Linked DNA regions of Homo sapiens: region 2 is linked to region 1. Evidence: read pairs that join two places in POLR2A ChIA-PET (ENCODE). Cell type or tissue: B cell. All regions are shown on one strand. Each heading gives the region's core, and the rest is flanking DNA. Links, peaks and the distances in the headings are about the cores only. Region 1 overlaps AP1G1 (adaptor related protein complex 1 subunit gamma 1). Region 2 overlaps LOC124903714 (a long non-coding RNA gene).

What was found. ChIA-PET counts read pairs that join two places held together with the same protein. Peaks named below come from ENCODE experiments on the same cell type or tissue, not always from the same donor. Only the 100,000 strongest peaks of a DNase experiment are listed, where the experiment ranks them.
Region 2: POLR2A ChIA-PET joins it to region 1 with 10 read pairs; 7 of 35 experiments call an interaction of 5 or more read pairs at or near these places.

Annotation. Positions count from the first base shown.
Region 1 is chr16:71,746,806-71,755,140 of GRCh38, reverse strand. It overlaps AP1G1 (adaptor related protein complex 1 subunit gamma 1), which reads left to right. Exons shown (of 23, transcript NM_001128.6): 13 at 1,254-1,308; 14 at 4,809-4,931; 15 at 5,158-5,247; 16 at 6,763-6,890. Among named protein-coding and RNA genes, the nearest start is that of SNORD71, 7.5 kb to the left of the region's middle. In B cell, for the core only: no CTCF peak of the experiment used is centred there; no DNase peak of the experiment used is centred there; H3K27ac peaks cover 1,024 bases.
Region 2 is chr16:71,812,793-71,821,127 of GRCh38, reverse strand. It overlaps LOC124903714 (a long non-coding RNA gene), which reads right to left. Exons shown (of 2, transcript XR_007065110.1): 2 at 2,770-3,066. Among named protein-coding and RNA genes, the nearest start is that of AP1G1, 8.1 kb to the right of the region's middle. RefSeq lists an enhancer at 2,781-2,830. In B cell, for the core only: no CTCF peak of the experiment used is centred there; DNase peaks (open chromatin) are centred at 2,362, 2,907 and 4,337; H3K4me3 peaks cover 1,407 bases; H3K27ac peaks cover 461 bases.

The DNA.
Region 1 (8,335 bases), core at 95-8,094:
GATGCTGTTTTAATAAAGGCAATAGAACAGTTACAGCACCTGAATTGCAGCTCTATGCAGAATTTTGAGGAAGTACCTTATGATTTTAGTAGTACAGCTATTCTTTCTCTTCTTTCCACTCTGAATTTAAGGAAACAAGTTTTTAGTCCAAATGTTGTCTTGGTCTGAAAACAGTCCCTTTTCTTCTTTCTTCTTTATCGTCTCCTGCCCTGACTGAATGATTCATTTTCTCTGAAACTGAAAACAAATCTCATTTCTCAGCTTAGCAACTCTTATTGCAATCTTATGGGAAACATCTGAGTTTGACTATGTACCCTCTTTTTTTTTTTTCTTTAATTTTAGAAACGGAGTCTTGCTCTGTCACCCAGGCTGGAGGGCAGTGGCCCAGTCATAGCTTACTGCAGCCTGGACTTCTGGGCTTAAGCCATCCTTCTGCCTCAGCCTCCTGAGTAGCTGGGACTGTAGCTGCAAATCATCATGTGCCACTAATTTTTTAATTTTTATTTTGTAGAGATGGGGTCTTGCTATGTTACCCAGGTTTGTGTGGAACTCCTGGCCTCAAGCACTCCTTCCTCCTTGGCGTCCCAAAGTACTGGGATTATAGGCATGAGCCACTGAAGTCAGTTGACTGTATACCTTTTTATCACTCTTTGAAATGGCATTTGCTGCTAGATTTGAAGTTGAAATGTTTCCAGATATGTTCACTTATCCAGGGAACCTAGAAAAGACTGTAGGACAGGATTTTCTTCTCTTTTCTTTTCCTTTCTTTTCCTTTCCTTCCTTTCTTTCTTTCTTTCTTTTTCTTTCTTTTCTTTCTCTCTCTTTTTTGTTCCTTCCTTCCTTCCTTCCTTCTTTCCTTCCATCTTCTTTCCTTCTTTCTTTTCTTTCTTCTCTTCTCTTTCTTCCCTTTCTTTTCTTTCTTCTGTTTCTTCTCTTTCTTTTCTCTCTCTTCTTTCTCACTGTAGCCTCAACCTCCTAGGCTCAGGCAATCCTCCTACCTCAACCTCCCAGAGTAGCTGAACTACAGGCACCCACCACCACACCCAGCTAATTTTTGTATTTTTTGGTGAGATGGAGTTTCACCGTGTTGCCCAGGCTGGTCTCGAACTCCTGAGCTCAGGTGATCTCCCACCTCGGCCTCCCAAGATGTTGGGATGACAGGTGTGAGTCACCCTGCTTGGGCAGGATTTTCTAGTCACTGAAAACGGTATATTTTACTGGTTCCAAGTGTCCCTTTCCATTGTTTTTTTCAGGTATGCACCTTCCAAACGATGGCATATAGACACAATTATGCGTGTTTTGACAACGGTAAGTAGCTTCTTTCAGACAGCATATACGAAGTGCTGGGATATACTGATGTTATCATGAAGTTTATGTTCTAGTCAGGGAGGTAAGAAATTCACAAGTAAATAGGTAACATTAATGTCAGTTAGGAATAAATGCCATGAAGAAAAACCTAAAGCAGCATGGAGGAATATAATGATGGCAGGATAAGGTGGGATATAGGGCAACTGGCCAAGTGTTTTAGATTAGAGTTAGTCAGGGAGGTCTCTCAGAGGAGATAACATTTGAGTAGAGACCTAAGAGACATGAGGTGCAAGCCATGCAGAGATCGTGAGGAATAGTGTACCATACGGAGGGAACCCTAAGTGCAAAGACCTGAGGTAGGAACAAGCATAGCTTGCTTGGAGAGCAACAGGAAGGCAAGTGAAGCCATAAAGTGAGAGAGGCAGAGAATGGTAGGATGGATGTCAGAGACATAAGCGGAGCCAGACTATGTAGGCCTCATGGGAGCTTGCATTTTATTTTGAATATGTTAGGAAGCCATTGCAGGGTTTTGAATGGCTAAAGTTACTCAGGATTTGAAATCCTGTTTTGGATGGGATCCTTTCTTTGGCATTCTTGCAGAAATTCAGGGTTTCTGTGTTTATTATTCAATTAGTAGGCAAGGATTAGGTATTTAAGAGTAAAAATGAAAGTGCAGTGACATGTAAAGAAAACCATTTCCATTAATTAAGTCACTAGAAGTAGCTACTGTAAAGGAAAAGCCACAAATTTAACCATATTAAAATTTAAAAATTGAATAACAAAAAGGGGAACAGTCTACGATTTAAAAGGCAAATTAACAACTGGGGAAAACATTAACTTATGACAGCATATTAATATATTCAATCTATGAATAATTTATAATTGATAGGAAATACCACTCTAATGGAAAAATTGGTATTTGAACCAGCAATTCATGAAGAAAGAAATGGCTAATTAACATTTGAAAAAATTTTCTTATTAAAGAAATAAAGTAAAATTGAGGTATCATTTTTCACATTTCGTATTTTTTAATCTAATTCCCAGTGTTAGAAAATAGAGAAACAGGCAGTACTCTTCACTTTATGGGAGTATAGGATGATGCCATCTTTTTACTATGCAGTTTGGTAGCATGTAGGAAAAGCCTTAAATTGTACCCTTTGATTCATTAATTCAATTTTTAGGACTTTAGCCTGAAAAAATAATAGGACAAGTACACAAAAATGTGTATGTAAAAGTATTCATCCTAATATTGTTTATAGTAGGAGAAAACCGGAAACAACTAGTAGTCCCCAAATGGGGATTAAGTAAATTATGAAACATCTGTAGGGAGAAAATTATATCATTGAAATTATGACTTATATGTATTTGTTGACTTATGAAATTATGACTTATATGTATATGTATTTGTTGCTGTGGAATTCTCTCTGGGGCATACTCGTTTTTTAGTTTACTTACAATGAATTAACTTGGTAAAAGGTTAAAAGTTAATAAATTTGATTAGCAAGGGGAAAAATTATAATCTAACAAAATGTAATTAACATAATGATGAACAGGACATGTTTTCCTAGTTTTCATGAGGCTCAAAAGAAGGGAGAAATTAACACTCCTGAAGGAAAGTGTTTATGAGAATTCAAAAGCTTTTTTTTTGTGCCCCTGATTTTATTTTTCTAACTGACTTGTGTTCTCTTATGATCATGTGATTTGTTTTCTTTAGCCTGTTACATGCTGGGTTACATTGATATTTGAATGCCTAACCAGCCTTACATACCTGGAATACGTGGTCAGGGTATATTATTCTTTTTATAACTTTGTTGGGTTTGATTTGCTAATATCTTGTTGAGTATTTTTATATGTGTATTCATGAGAGAGATTGGCTTATAGTTTTCTCTTATAATGTTGTTTTTGACCCATGTGTTATTTAGAAGTATGTTCTTTTAATCTCCAAATATTTTGGGATTTTTTTGCACCTGTCTTTGTGTTGCAGATTTCTAGTTTAATTCTGTGTGGTCTAAGAGCATACTGTCTATGATTTATGTTATTTGAAATTTGTTAAGATATTTTTTATGACCCAGAATATGGTCTTTCTTGGTTCAGTGTAAGTTTAAGAAAAATGTGTATTCTGCTGCTGTTGAATGAAGTAGTCTTATTATACAAACCCATTAGATCACCCTGATGCTTTCTTGTATTTAATGCACTCTGCTTTACGGAAGGATGTAAATAAACTATACTGCAAATTACCTGCTTTTTAGCTTCTCACCTTTCCTTCTGATCATTTTCCCAGAATTCTTCCTCTGTCTTTGTGTTTCTTAACAGGAGTGACCTGATAAAACCCTGATCACCTGGCTGTTTTTTTTTTTTTTTCTTTTTTTTCCTTTCCAAAATACACATGGTTAGGACTGGTCTCAGTCTTACAAATTAAATCTATTGTTCTATTTAGGAATGGGAGATTGACCAAGGTTGGGTGATAAAGTTTTAAACCTTTACATTATTATTATTATTATTATTATTGTTGGTAGTGATGGAGTCTTGCTGTGTGGCCCAGGCTTGTGTCAAACTCCTGGCCTCAAGCAGTCATCTTGCTTCAGCCATCCAAAGTGCTGCGATTACAGGTGTGAGCCACTGTGTCCAGCCTTCCTTTTTTAATTTGGACAAAGAGAAATTTTTTTTTTTTTTTTTTTGAGACGGAGTCTCAGTCTGTTGCTCAGGCTGGAGTGCAGTGGCGCAAACTCGGCTCACTGCAAGCTCGGCCTCCTGGGTTCACGCCATTCTGCTGTCTCAGCCTCCTGAGTAGCTGGGACTACAAGCACCCACCACATGCCCGGCTAATTTTTTGTATTTTTAGTAGAGACGGGGTTTCATCGTGTTAGCCAGGATGGTCTCGATCTCCTGACCTTGTGATCCACCCGCCTTGGCCTCCCAAAGTGCTGGGATTACAGGCGTGAGCCACCACACCCGGCCTTTGGACAAAGAGAAAATTTTTAAAAATAAAATAAAATTTAAAAATGTAACATATTTAAATAAGACTTTGAAGTTTGAGCTGTTATGAACCTGAGAATTGGAACCAAATTTATCTTTGAGGGTGTTTTCTGGTATTCTTCTTTTAAAAACAATAGTAATGGCTGGGCGCAGTGGCACACGCCTGTAATCCCAGCACTTTGAGAGGCCGAGGCAGGTGGATCATCTGAGGTCAGGAGTTCGAGACCACCCTGACCAACATGGTGAAACCCCATCTCTACTAAAAATAGAAAAAATTAGCCAGGTGTGGTGGCATGTACCTGTAGTCCCAGCTACTTGGGAGGCTGAGGCATGAGAATCGCTTGAACCTGGGAGGTGGAGGTTGCAGTGAGCCAAGATCGCGCTATCGCACTCCAGCCTGGGTGACAGAGCGAGACTCTGTCTCAAAAAAAGAAAGGAAAAAACACACAGTAATAATAATAGCTAACACTTGTTATCATCATTTCTGTGTGTTTCTAGGGGTAATTGTCTGCATTTCCTTTTAGGCAGGAAGTTATGTTCGTGATGATGCAGTCCCCAATTTAATCCAGTTAATAACTAATAGTGTGGAGATGCATGCCTATACTGTCCAGCGCCTGTACAAAGCAATTCTTGGTGATTATTCTCAAGTAAGTACTTCATTCAACTATTTTAGGGGGTAATTTTACCCTCAATTTTTCTGGTATGTTTTTCTTCTTTTTTTTCCCCCCTCCTCTCTCCCCTTTGGTATGTCTTTATTTCTAACACTCTAGATATGCACAGTTTTGATCTTTATTATGAGATGACCTATGATTTGCATTAAATAACTTTGGAAAAATTGAAGTTCTTGAGAAACGTTGACTTTTCTTTTCACAGCAACCTTTGGTACAAGTGGCTGCATGGTGTATAGGTGAATATGGTGATCTTCTTGTATCTGGCCAGTGTGAAGAGGAAGAGCCTATTCAGGTACTCCTTGTCACTCTTGGTTAAGTGGGGGAAAATAGTGGTTTTGGTTATAGGAGAGTAGTGTTTAATGGGGAGTTGAGGTTGATTCCTTGAAAACTTTTTAGGCCAGGCGTGGTGGCTCATGCCTATAATCCCAGCGCTTTGGGAGGCTGAGATGGGAGCATCGCTTGAGCCCAGGAGTTTGAGACCAGCCTGGGCAACATGGTGAAACTCTGTCTCTACAAAAGACACAAATATTAGACAGGTATGATGGTGTCTAGTCCCAGCTACTCAGGAGTGAGACCCTGTCTCAAAAAAATTTAAAAAATACCCAACTTTTTAAAGAAGCAAACGCGAATTATATTGGAAAACCTGCCATTTTTTGAGATGGAACTTATTGAGCCATTGTGAGGTTTTTTGTTTTTTTTTTTTTAATAGAGTCTCACTCTGTCACCCAAGCTGGAGTGCCATGGTGGGATCACAATTCACTGCAGCCTTGATCTCCTGGGTTTCAAGCGATCTTCCCACCTCAGCCTCCTGAGTAGCTGGGACTATAGGCAGGCACCACCCTGGCTAGTTTATTCTACTTTTTTTTTGTAGAGACAGGGTTTCACCGTGTTGCCCAGGCTGGTCTTGAACTTCTGGACTCAAGCAATCTGCCTGCCTTGGCCTCTCAAAGTGTTGGGATTAACAGGCATTGCTGAGTGTGGTGGCTCATGCCTGTAATCCCAGCACTTTGGGAGGCCAAGGCGGGTGGATCATGAGGTCACCTGCAGGGTGGTTAGCCAGACCATCCTGGCTAACACAGTGAAACCCTATCTCTACTAAAAAGTAGAAAAAATTGGCCGGGCGTGGTGGCAGGCACCTGTAGTCCCAGCTACTCGGGAGGCTGAGGCAGGAGAATGGCGTGAACCCGGGAGGTGGAGCTTGCAGTGAGCCAAGATTGCGCCACTGCATTCCAGCCTGGGTGACAGAGCCAGACTCCGTCTCAAAACAAAAAAAACAAAAAAAAAACAAAACAGGTGTGAGCCACTTTGCCTGGCCCCATTGTGAGATTTTAAAACCACTTTAGGCCCAAGTCTCTGTCCTAGTGGACTGAATTACTGTTTCTCTTACCCTCTGGCTGGTAAACAAGAAGAAATGAGACATGTATCCATGTTCTTATTTGCACATTAAAGGACTGGCTTTAAAAGGGAAAATTGTGGCAACAACACTTGAACTCTGTATGTTTTTCTTTTCTTCTTCTGTTTCTGCCACTTGAAGCTCTAATATTGCCTCTCAGCCCCAGTGGTCATTTTTCACTCTTTTTACCCCCACCTGCTCTGGTTGATAGAACCAGAGCACTTTTTTTTACCCCCAACTACTCTGGTTGATAGAACAGCTTGGACAGTTACCCTGGCAAAGCACAGGTTGAGTTAGAGGCTTTTGTAACGGTAGGATTGTCTTTCTGGCTGCTTCCCCTGACTTGATATCAGATTTAGATGCTTAATCATGCTACTCATTCTTCATCGTCTTCTTTTTCCTCCTCCTCCTCAGGTAACAGAGGATGAAGTGTTGGATATTTTAGAAAGTGTCCTAATCTCTAATATGTCCACCTCTGTGACACGAGGTTATGCCCTCACTGCCATTATGAAGCTTTCCACTCGATTCACTTGTACTGTAAAGTGAGTATTGAAGAAACATAGGGTGAACAGGTTGTTTTGTAATTAAAAAACAAAAAAAATCCCAAAAAACTTGTTATCATGGAAAATTTCAAGCATAGACAAAAGTAGAGAGAATAATAACACAAATTTCCATTACTTATTTCTCCACAGTCACAGTGATCAATTTGTGGTTAATCTTTATTCATCAGCACTTTGTTCCCTCTCATTCTTTTACTCCCTTGTGGATTATTTTGAAGCAGAAAAGTTTAGGGGGTTTTGTTTGTTTGTTGAGACAGGGTCTCGCTCTCTTACCCAGGATGGGGTGCAGTGGCGCCATCATATTTTACTGCAACCTTGAACTCCTGGGCTTAAGGGATCTTCCTGTCTCAGCCTCCAGAGGAGCTGGGACTATAAGTGCACACCATCGTGCCTGGCTAATTTTTACATTTTTTTGTAGAGAAAGTGTTTCGTTTGTTTGCCCAGGCTGGTCTCAAACTCCTGGGCTCAAGTGATCCTCCTGCCCTGACCTCCCAAAGTGCAGGGATTACAGATGTGACCCACTCCACCTGGCCTAAAAGTTACGTTTTTAGAATGAGATTTCTAATACCTTTTTTTTTTCTTTTTAAGTTGAGAATCTACTTCCCCATATAAAGGTTTTGGTTTATTTGTATTTTATATTTCATTTTATTTTATGACAGAATCTTGCTCTGTTGCCAGGCTGGAGTGCAGTGGCATACAATCTCGGCTCACTGCAATCTCCATCTCCAGGGTTCAAGCAATTCTCCTGCCTCAGCCTCCTGAGTAGCTGGGATTACAGGCGCACACCACCATGCCTGGCTAATTTTTGTATTTTTTGGTGGAGATGGGGTTTCACCATTTTGGCCAGACTGGTCTCGAACTCCTGACCTTGTAATCTGGCCAAGGTTTTGGTTTATTATATTTTGACAAGTCTTAATAGGAATAAAATCATGAATGTTTTGGTGATTAAATCTTTTAATTCTCCTCTTTGCTTTTTTGAATAAAGTAGATTCTCAGGTCACTTTCCCACCCAAGCATATTTAAGGCCAACGTAGTTCTTGTAGTCTTTCTGCTTCACTTTTAAATGTGAAGTCTTATAAAAAATGGTATTGAATTACTTTTAAAATTCTGAACTGGAAGAATTTGGGGTCAACATTTTGAGGCTCTGACCCTTTTATAGATTAAAAATTATTTAAAAATTATCAAAGAAGAGAATGAACAGTACAAATTTCTTTTGTGGCAAAGTAATAGTTGGTACTTTTGTCTAGCAAAGTTTAGGGAGTGGCATATATATATGTGTTTTTTCCACACCATCATTGTTGCTGAATGGGGATGGCATATTTAACAGACAAAAATCTAGTGTTACAATGAGAATAGTATAATGCGAATGTCAGATAAATGGATGAAAGTAAAGTGTTTTGTTTTTGAAAAACTATATAAATTAAGAA
Region 2 (8,335 bases), core at 307-8,306, 66 kb before region 1:
ATGCTGGTAGAAGTTGGAGTTGTTTAGTATTCACTGAAGATATATATATATATATATATATATATATATATATATATATATATTTTTTTTTTTTTTTTTTTTTTTTTTTTTTTGAGATGGAGTCTTGCTCTGTTGCCCAGGCTGGAGTGCAGTGGCGTGATCTCAGCTCACTGCAACATCCACCTCCCAGGTTCAAGCGATTCTCCTACCTCAGCCTCCCAAGTAGCTGGGATTACAGTTGTGTGCCACAACCCCCGGGTATTTTTTGTATTTTTAGTAGAAACGTGGTTTCGCCATGTTGGCCAGGCTGGTCTGAACTCTTGGCTTCAAGTGACCCTCCCACATTGGCTTCTCAAATTGCTGGGATTACAGGTGTGAGCCACCACACCTGGCCTCATTGAAGATATTTGAGTTGTTATAAGACTATTTATTTTGTCCAAGTACTGTTTCTCACGCCTATAATCCCAGCACTTTGGGAGGTCAAGGAGAGATAATTGCTTGAGTCCAGGAGTTCATGACCAGCCTGGGCAACATGGTGAGACCCCATCTCTATAAAAGAATTAAAAAACAAAAATAGCTGGGCATGGTGGTGCACGCCTGTATTCCTAGCTACTTCGGAGGCTAACGTGGGAGGATGGCTTGATCCCAGGAGGTTGAAGCTGCAGTGAGCCATGATTATGACATTGCATTCCCGTCTGGGCAATGAAGTGAAACTCCCTTTCAAGAAAAAAAGAAAAGAAAAAATAAATAATATATATAAATTTCTTTAGCACTTAGTATGTGCGCAACAAATATTAGTTTCCATTATTTCTTATCTTCTAGTGGACTAAATGTTAGTGATTCTGTGAGACTGGAGAGGCTAGAAAAGAAGGCCAAAATATTATTATTTTTTGGTTTCTTGCGTAACTAGCTTTTGTTTGTTTTTATTTTTTATTTTTTGAGACAGGGTCTTACTCTGTCGCCCAGGCTGGAGTACAGTGGCTTGATCACTGCTCACTGCAGTCTTTACCTCCCCCAGCTCAGGTGATCCTCCCATCTCAGCCTCCTGAGTAGCTGGGACTACAGGCAGGCATCAACACACCTGGTTAATTTCCTCCCTCCCTCCCTTCCTTCCTTCTTTCCTTCCTTCCTCTCTCTCTCTCTCTCTCTCTCTCTCTCTCTCTCTCTCTGTCTTTCTTTCTTCCTTTCGAGATGGAATCTCGCTCTGTCGCCCAGGCTGGAGTGCAGTGGCACTATCTCGGCTCACTGCAACTTCTGACTCCCAGATTCAGGAGATTCTCCTGCCTCAGCCTCCCAAGTAGCTGGGACTACAGGTGCATGCCAACACGCCTGGCTAATTTTTTGTATTTTTAGTAGAGACGGGGTTTCACCGTGTTAGCCAGGATGGTCTCAATCTTCTGACCTCGTGATCTGCCCTCCTCAGCCTCCCAAAGTGATGGATTACAGGCGTGAGCCACTGCATCTGGACTTTTTTTTTTTTTTTTTTGAGACGGAGTTTCACTCTTGTTGCCCAGGCTGGAGTGTAATGGCACGATCTCTGCTCACTGCAGCCTCTGCCTCCCGAGTTCAACCGATTCTCCTGCCTCAGCCTCCCGAGTAACTGGGATTACAGGCATGCACCACCACGCCTGGCTAATTTTTGTATTTTTAGTAGAGACAGGGTTTCACCATGTTGGCCAGGCTGGTCTCGAACTCCTGACCTCAGGTGATCTGCCCACCTCAGCCTCCCAAAGTGCTGGGATTACAGGCATAAGCCACCACGCCTGGCTTCTTTAGTATTTTTTGTAGAGACAGGGTTTCGCCATGTTGCCCAGGCTGGTCTTGAACTCCTGGACTCAAGCAATCCTCCCACCTCAGCCTCCCGAAGTGTTAGGATTATTGGCATGAGCCACCACACCTGGCCCATTTTTCCTTTTTCTTTTTCTTTTTTTTTTTGAGACGGAGTCTCCCTCTGTACCCCAGGCTGGAGTGCAATGGTGCGCGATCTCCGCTCACTGCAAGTTCCGCCTCCCGGGTTCACACCATTCTCCTGCCTCAGCCTCCCGAGTAGCTGGGACTACAGGCACCCGCCACCACGCCCGGCTAATTTTTTTTTTGCATTTTTAGTGGAGACGGGGTTTCACCGTGTTAGCCAGGATGGTGTTGATCTCCTGACCTTGTGATCCACCCGCCTTGGCCTCCCAAAGTGCTGGGATTAGGGGTATGAGCCACCGCGCCCGGCCCCATTTTTCTTTTCAATATACTTTATTTTTAAGTTTCGTTTTAGGCTCATACCCAAAAGCCAAATTAATTTTTAGATGTAATTATTGGTTATGCAAAATTTTTGGTTCAGAATTCTCTTTTACATATCCGGGGGAGTTTACATTCCTCCTTTTGCATATGAGAAGGTGATACCTATAAACCAATGACTCTTTAAAAACCCGGTTTGGGGCCGGGCGCGGTGGCTCACGCCTGTAATCCCAGCATTTTGGGAGGCCATGGCGGGCGGATCAGGAGGACAGGAGTTGGAGACCAGCCTGACCAACATGGTGAAACCCTGTCTCTACTAAAAATACAAAAAAATTAGCCAGGCGTGGTGGCACGCGCCTGTAATCCCAGCTACTCAGGAGGCTGAGACAGGAGAATAGCTTGAACCCGGGAGGCAGAGGTTGCAGTGAGCCGAGATTGCAACACTGCACTCCAGCCTGTGTGCCAGAGCGAGACTCCATCTCAAAAAAAAAAAAAAAAAAAAAAAAAAATCAGTTTCATTTTGAATGCTTCATTCTAAGATTTTCCACTCCTCATAAAAGACAAGTTTATTTAAAGAATATGGAGTTAGAGAGAAGATCTTTAGGTCCAGGGCCAGCGACCCGCTTGCATAGCAAACTGCTTGCCTCTCCTTAGAAGTAAGACACCTCACTCTTGGCACATACTTGGGTCCTAGACCATCAGCTGGCATGTGTGGACGGCTTGGCGAAGGAGTTTGTTGTTCCCTGAGTTGGCCTCCAGGGACTGGCTGCCCCAGTTACTGCAGATGTCTTAACACTTCTTGGACGTCCCAGGCTAATTTTAAAGCAACTCATAGAACTGATTTTGGAAGAACAAGTATGAGACTTTGCAATGAAAGGAAAACAAAACAATTTACTATAGATTTTTCTAGACAAATGACGGTGCCCACATTTATACATATTTTCGAGATGAGGTTTCACTATGCTGTCCTAGCTGGTCTCAAACTCCTGGGCTCAAGGGTTTTTCCTGCCTCATCCTCCTGAGTAGCTGGTACTACATGTATGAGCCACTGCTCCTGGCTTAATGGTGTCCATATTAAGGAAATAAAATTACTTGAGTAGAAAACAATGGGTCAGAAATCCTGCTTTGTTTCTAGATGGTGCATTCTCTTCTAGTGACCTTAATTTTGTCATTCCTAACAGGAGAATGGCACCATTTCCTCAATTTGGAATTTAAGTTGATTGCAGTCTCATACCTGGTAAAGTTTTTCCCTCCAAAAGTGCCAAAATAATACAGAATAATTTACAAGTCAAGAAAAACTACTCTAAGAAAAAGAAAATATTGTAACATAAAGCATCTCAGGTGGCACTTTGGGCTGCCTCTTTTTTTTTTTTTTTTTTTTTTTGAGATGGAGTCTCACTCTATTGCCCAGGCTGGAGTGCAGTGGTACAGTCTCGGCTCACTGCAACCTCCACCTCCCGGTTTCAGGTGATTATCCTGGCTCAGCCTCCCAAGTAGCTGGGATTACCGGTGCCTGCAACCACGCCTGGCTAATTTTTGTATTTTTAGAAGAGACAGGGTTTCGCCATGTGGGCCAGGCTGGTCTTGAACTCCTGACCTCAGGTGATCCACCTGCCTTGGCTTCCCAAAGTGCTGGATTACAGACACGAGCCACCGCGCCCGGCCTAGGGCTGCCTCTTTAAAAAAAAAAAATTCTGAAACAAAGAAGAAGGTTGGCAGAAGCTAATGTCCTCCGGGCTTTGGTCTTTACTCTTCTACATATAGCAGAATTCCTAATGCTCTTGGTAAGAGGTCAAAGAGTGTATGGAGTTGGCTGTTGGAATTTTAATTTTTACATCCTTTCTGGCTTTTGTCATAAGTTAAAGATGAATTCCTAAACTCTTGTCTCAGGCCAGCATACATCGTGATTAGGGACTGTGCTTTAAAAGAATTGTGAAAATGCTTTTTGTGAAAACATTACAGAAACAGCAGACAGACTAATTTCTCTCTGTCTTTCAGTCTTATTTATAGATTCGTGTGACTCAAAGGATAACAAAACAGGCCAGTGGAGCCGCCTCTTTGACTCACGTCATTGTATTTCTTACACGGCTGTGCCCCTCTTCACTCTCCTTTCTCGGCTGAGATCTCTGGCACGTGGAGAGGCAGGAAGGGTTCTTTGTGAAAGATGCTAACTGCATTTCTTCAGAGAGAGCTTTCCCCATCTGCTCTAAAGGTCACATGGGCTTCAGCTGCTGATACTGACCGAATCATTTAAGAAACTCACTGTGCCGGATGAGGTGGCTCAAGTCTGTAATCCTAGCACTTTGGGAGGCTGAGGTGGGAGGATCACGAGGTCAGGAGTTCGAGACCAGCCTGGCCAACATGATGAAACCCCATCTCTACTAAAAATACAAAAATTAGCTGGGTGCAGTGGCATACCCCTGTAGTCCTAGCTACTCAGGAGGCTGAGGCAGGAGAATCACTTGAATCCAGGAGGTGGAGGTTGCAGTCAGCCGAGATTGTGTCACTGCACTCCAGCCTGGGCAACATAGCGAGACCCTTTTTTTTTTGTCTCCAAAAAAAAAAAAAAAAAAAAAGAAAGAAAGAAACTCACTGCATCCTAAGCCCAAACAAGACAGTTCCCCTCTAGTACCCCAGATTCCACCAGATACTATGTATTCCAAAAGCCATCTTTCACTGCTCTAGCTCCCAGCAACCTCTCCTTCTTCTGCTCCTTCTGAACTAGAACTTCAGCGACCTCTCCGTTTTCTTCTCTTTCTGAACTAGGACTTATCTGCTGAATGATATCACTGGCTTATTTTATATTTTTGGATTTTTAAAAAATCTCGTTTTCCTCAATGAGATTGTAATTATCTGAAGGATAGGGGCAGTCTCTTTTGTTATGTCTATTACAGATTCTGGTGCACCCAGGACAGTGTGGCATAGGGGAAATAATCAGGTAGCCTGTTTGAATGATTACTATATGGGCTAGAAGACAAATCCAGAGATGGAAGGACTACATTTGAGTCTGGCCTCTACTGTATGAAAGTGTGACCGATCATTTAATCTCTCTGAGCCTCTCCTCCCCTCCCCTCCTCCTTTTGTTTCTCTCTCTCTCTCACTCTTTCTTTTTTTAATATATTTTTTGAGACAGAGTCCTATTCTGCCACTCAGACTGGAGTGCAGTGGTGCAATCATTGCTCACTGCAGCCTTACCTTTCTGGTGTCAAAAAATCCTGCCTTAGCCTTCTGAGTAGCTGGGACTACAGGCACATGCCATGATGTCCAACTAATTAATTTTTTTTTTTTTGAGACAGCATCTCACTTTGTCACCTAGGATGGAATGCAGTGGCGCGATCTTGGCTCACTGCAACCTCTGTCTCATGGGTTCAAGCAATTCTCCTGCCTCAGCCTCCTGAGTAGCTGGGATTACTGGTGCGTGCCACCATGCCCGGCTAATTTTTGTGTTTTTAGTAGAGACAAGGTTTCACCATGTTGGCCAGGCTGGTCTCGAACTCCTGACCTCAAGTGATCCACCCACCTTGGCCTCCCAAAGTGCTGGGATTACAGGCATGAGCCACTGCGCCCAGCCTGAAAATACTTTTGTAAATGTAAGACACACTGTACTACTGTTACTTATAAAGGGCAGTCAGTAAATGCTTTAGTTGAATGATGAGGCGGCACAAAAATTTCAGTATTTACATTCTTATGATGCTTCAGGCTTTTCAAAGTGCTTTCATGTAGCTGATCCCTTTTGCATAACAAGCCACTCTAAATCCATTTTGGAACAGGCAAGACAAATAAATATTGGAAAGCTGAGTAAACAGGCTCAGAGATGTTTAACACCTTGCTCTGGGCAAAAAATGAATTAAACCTAGCCAAGACTGGCATCTAAGTGGTCTGTCTGCTAGCCAATGTTTCTTCAGTTTTATTTTTTGTTGTTGTTCTTTGTTAAATTGTTGTTATTATTATTATTTACTTATTTATTTTCGAGATGGAGTCTTGCTCTATCGCCCAGGCTGGAGTGCAGTGGCGCGATCTTGGCTAACTGCGACTTCTGTGATTTTCAAGTGATTTTCCTGCCTCAGCCTCCCGAGTAGCTGGGATTACAGGTGTACGCCACCATGCCTGGCTAATTTTTGTATTTTTAGTAGAGATGGGGTTTTGCCATGTTGGGAAGGCTGGTTTTGAACTCCTGACCTCAGGTGATCTGCCTGCCTCAGCCTCCCAAAGTAATCATGTTGGGATTACAGGTGTGAGCCACCGTGCCCGGCCTATTCATTGTTAAATTGAAGCAGTCCTCGGTAGTAAACAAAACCATAAAAATAATAATCTTTGGCCAAGCACAGTGGCTCATGCCTGTAATTCCAGCACTTGGGGAGGGTGAGGTGGGAGGATCACTTGAGCCCAAGAATTCCAGACCAGCTTGGCTAACATAGCAAAACCCCGTCTCTACAAAAAAAAAAAAAAAATTAGCTGGGTATGGTGGTATGCACCTGTAGTCCCGGCTGAGGTGGGAGGATCACTTGAGCTCGGGAAGTCGAGGCTGCAGTGAGCTGTGATTGTGCCACTGCACCCCAGCCTGGGCAACAGAGCAACACCTTGTCTCAAAAAAAAAAAAACCAAAATTTTTTTCCTAGTTATTATCTCTTACTAAGTTTGTTTAACACTTTCAGGATATTGTTGTTTTAAAAACAAAAATTGGCCAGGCACGGTAATACCAGCACTTTAGGAGGTGAAGGTGGGCAGATCACCTGAGGTCAGGAGTTCCAGACCAGCCTGGCCAACATGGTGAAACCCCATCTCTACTAAAAATACACAAATTAGCTGAGTGTGGTGGCAGGCACCTGTAATCCCAGCTACTCGAGAGGCTGAGGCATGACAATCTCTTGAACCTGGCAGGCAGAGGTTGCAGTGAGCTGAGATCACGCCACTGTACTCCAGCCTGGGCAACAGAGCAAGACTCTGTCTCAAAATAATAAATAAATAAAATAAAAACAAAAATCCATAAAACTGCATTTTCTTATAAGAATTTTCTTTTTAACTAAAAGAATGGTGTGCTCGTTGCAAAAACAAAATATAATATAATATAATAAAGTAAAAATTATCTGTAATCCCATCATCCAAAAAAGCCATTTTTTTGTTGTTGTTTGTTTTGTTTAAGACGGAGTCTCGCTCTGTCCCCCAGGCTGGAGTGCAGTGGTGCAATCTCTGCTCACTGCAAGCTCCGCCTCCTGGGTTCACACCATTCTCGTGCCTCAGCCTCCCGAGTAGCTGGGACTACAGGCGCCCACCACCACACCCGGCTAATTTTTTGTATTTTTAGTAGAGACGGGGTTGCACCATGTTAGCCAGGATGGTCTTGATCTCCTGACCTCATGATCTGCCTGCCTTGGCCTCCCAAAGTGCTGGGATTACAGGTGTGAGCCACTGCGCCCGGCCCAAAAAAGCCATTTTTAAATTTTAGTTTTGTCCTTCAATTTTTTTCTATGCATGTAAGTTATCAGTAGTAAACAAACCCATAAAAATAATAATCTTTGGCCAATGGCAGTGCCTCACGCCTGTAATTCCAGCACTTTGGGAGGGCAAAGTGGGAGGATCGCATGAGCCCATGAGTTCCAGACCAGCTTGGGTAACATGGCAAAACCGTGTCTCTACAAAAAATTTTTAAAAAAATTAGGCGGGCATGGTGGTATGCACCTGTAGTCCCAGCTACTCAGGAGCCTGAGGTGGCTCAATATACACTTTGCAAGCTCATTTTATAACATTGTTTTATAATATTTCCTTTTAAAGTCTGCCATACTATAATAATAAGGTTTTCATTTTATTGGTAGCATAGTATTACCTTTTATAGATGTGCTGTAATTTATTTATCTGGAATTAGGGATTATGTTTGAGAAGATGGGGAGTAAGCCTTTCTAAACTTAAATCACTAGCCATGGAAACCAAAGATTCCAAGATAATGTGACTATGCTACATATTGGGGCAATTGCTTTTATTTATTTATTTTATTCATTTATTTAAAAGATGAGGAGGCCGGGCATGGTGGCTCATGCCTGTAATCTCAGCCCTTTGGGAGGCCGAGGCAGGTGGATCACCTGAAGCCAGGAGTTCGAGACCAGCCTGG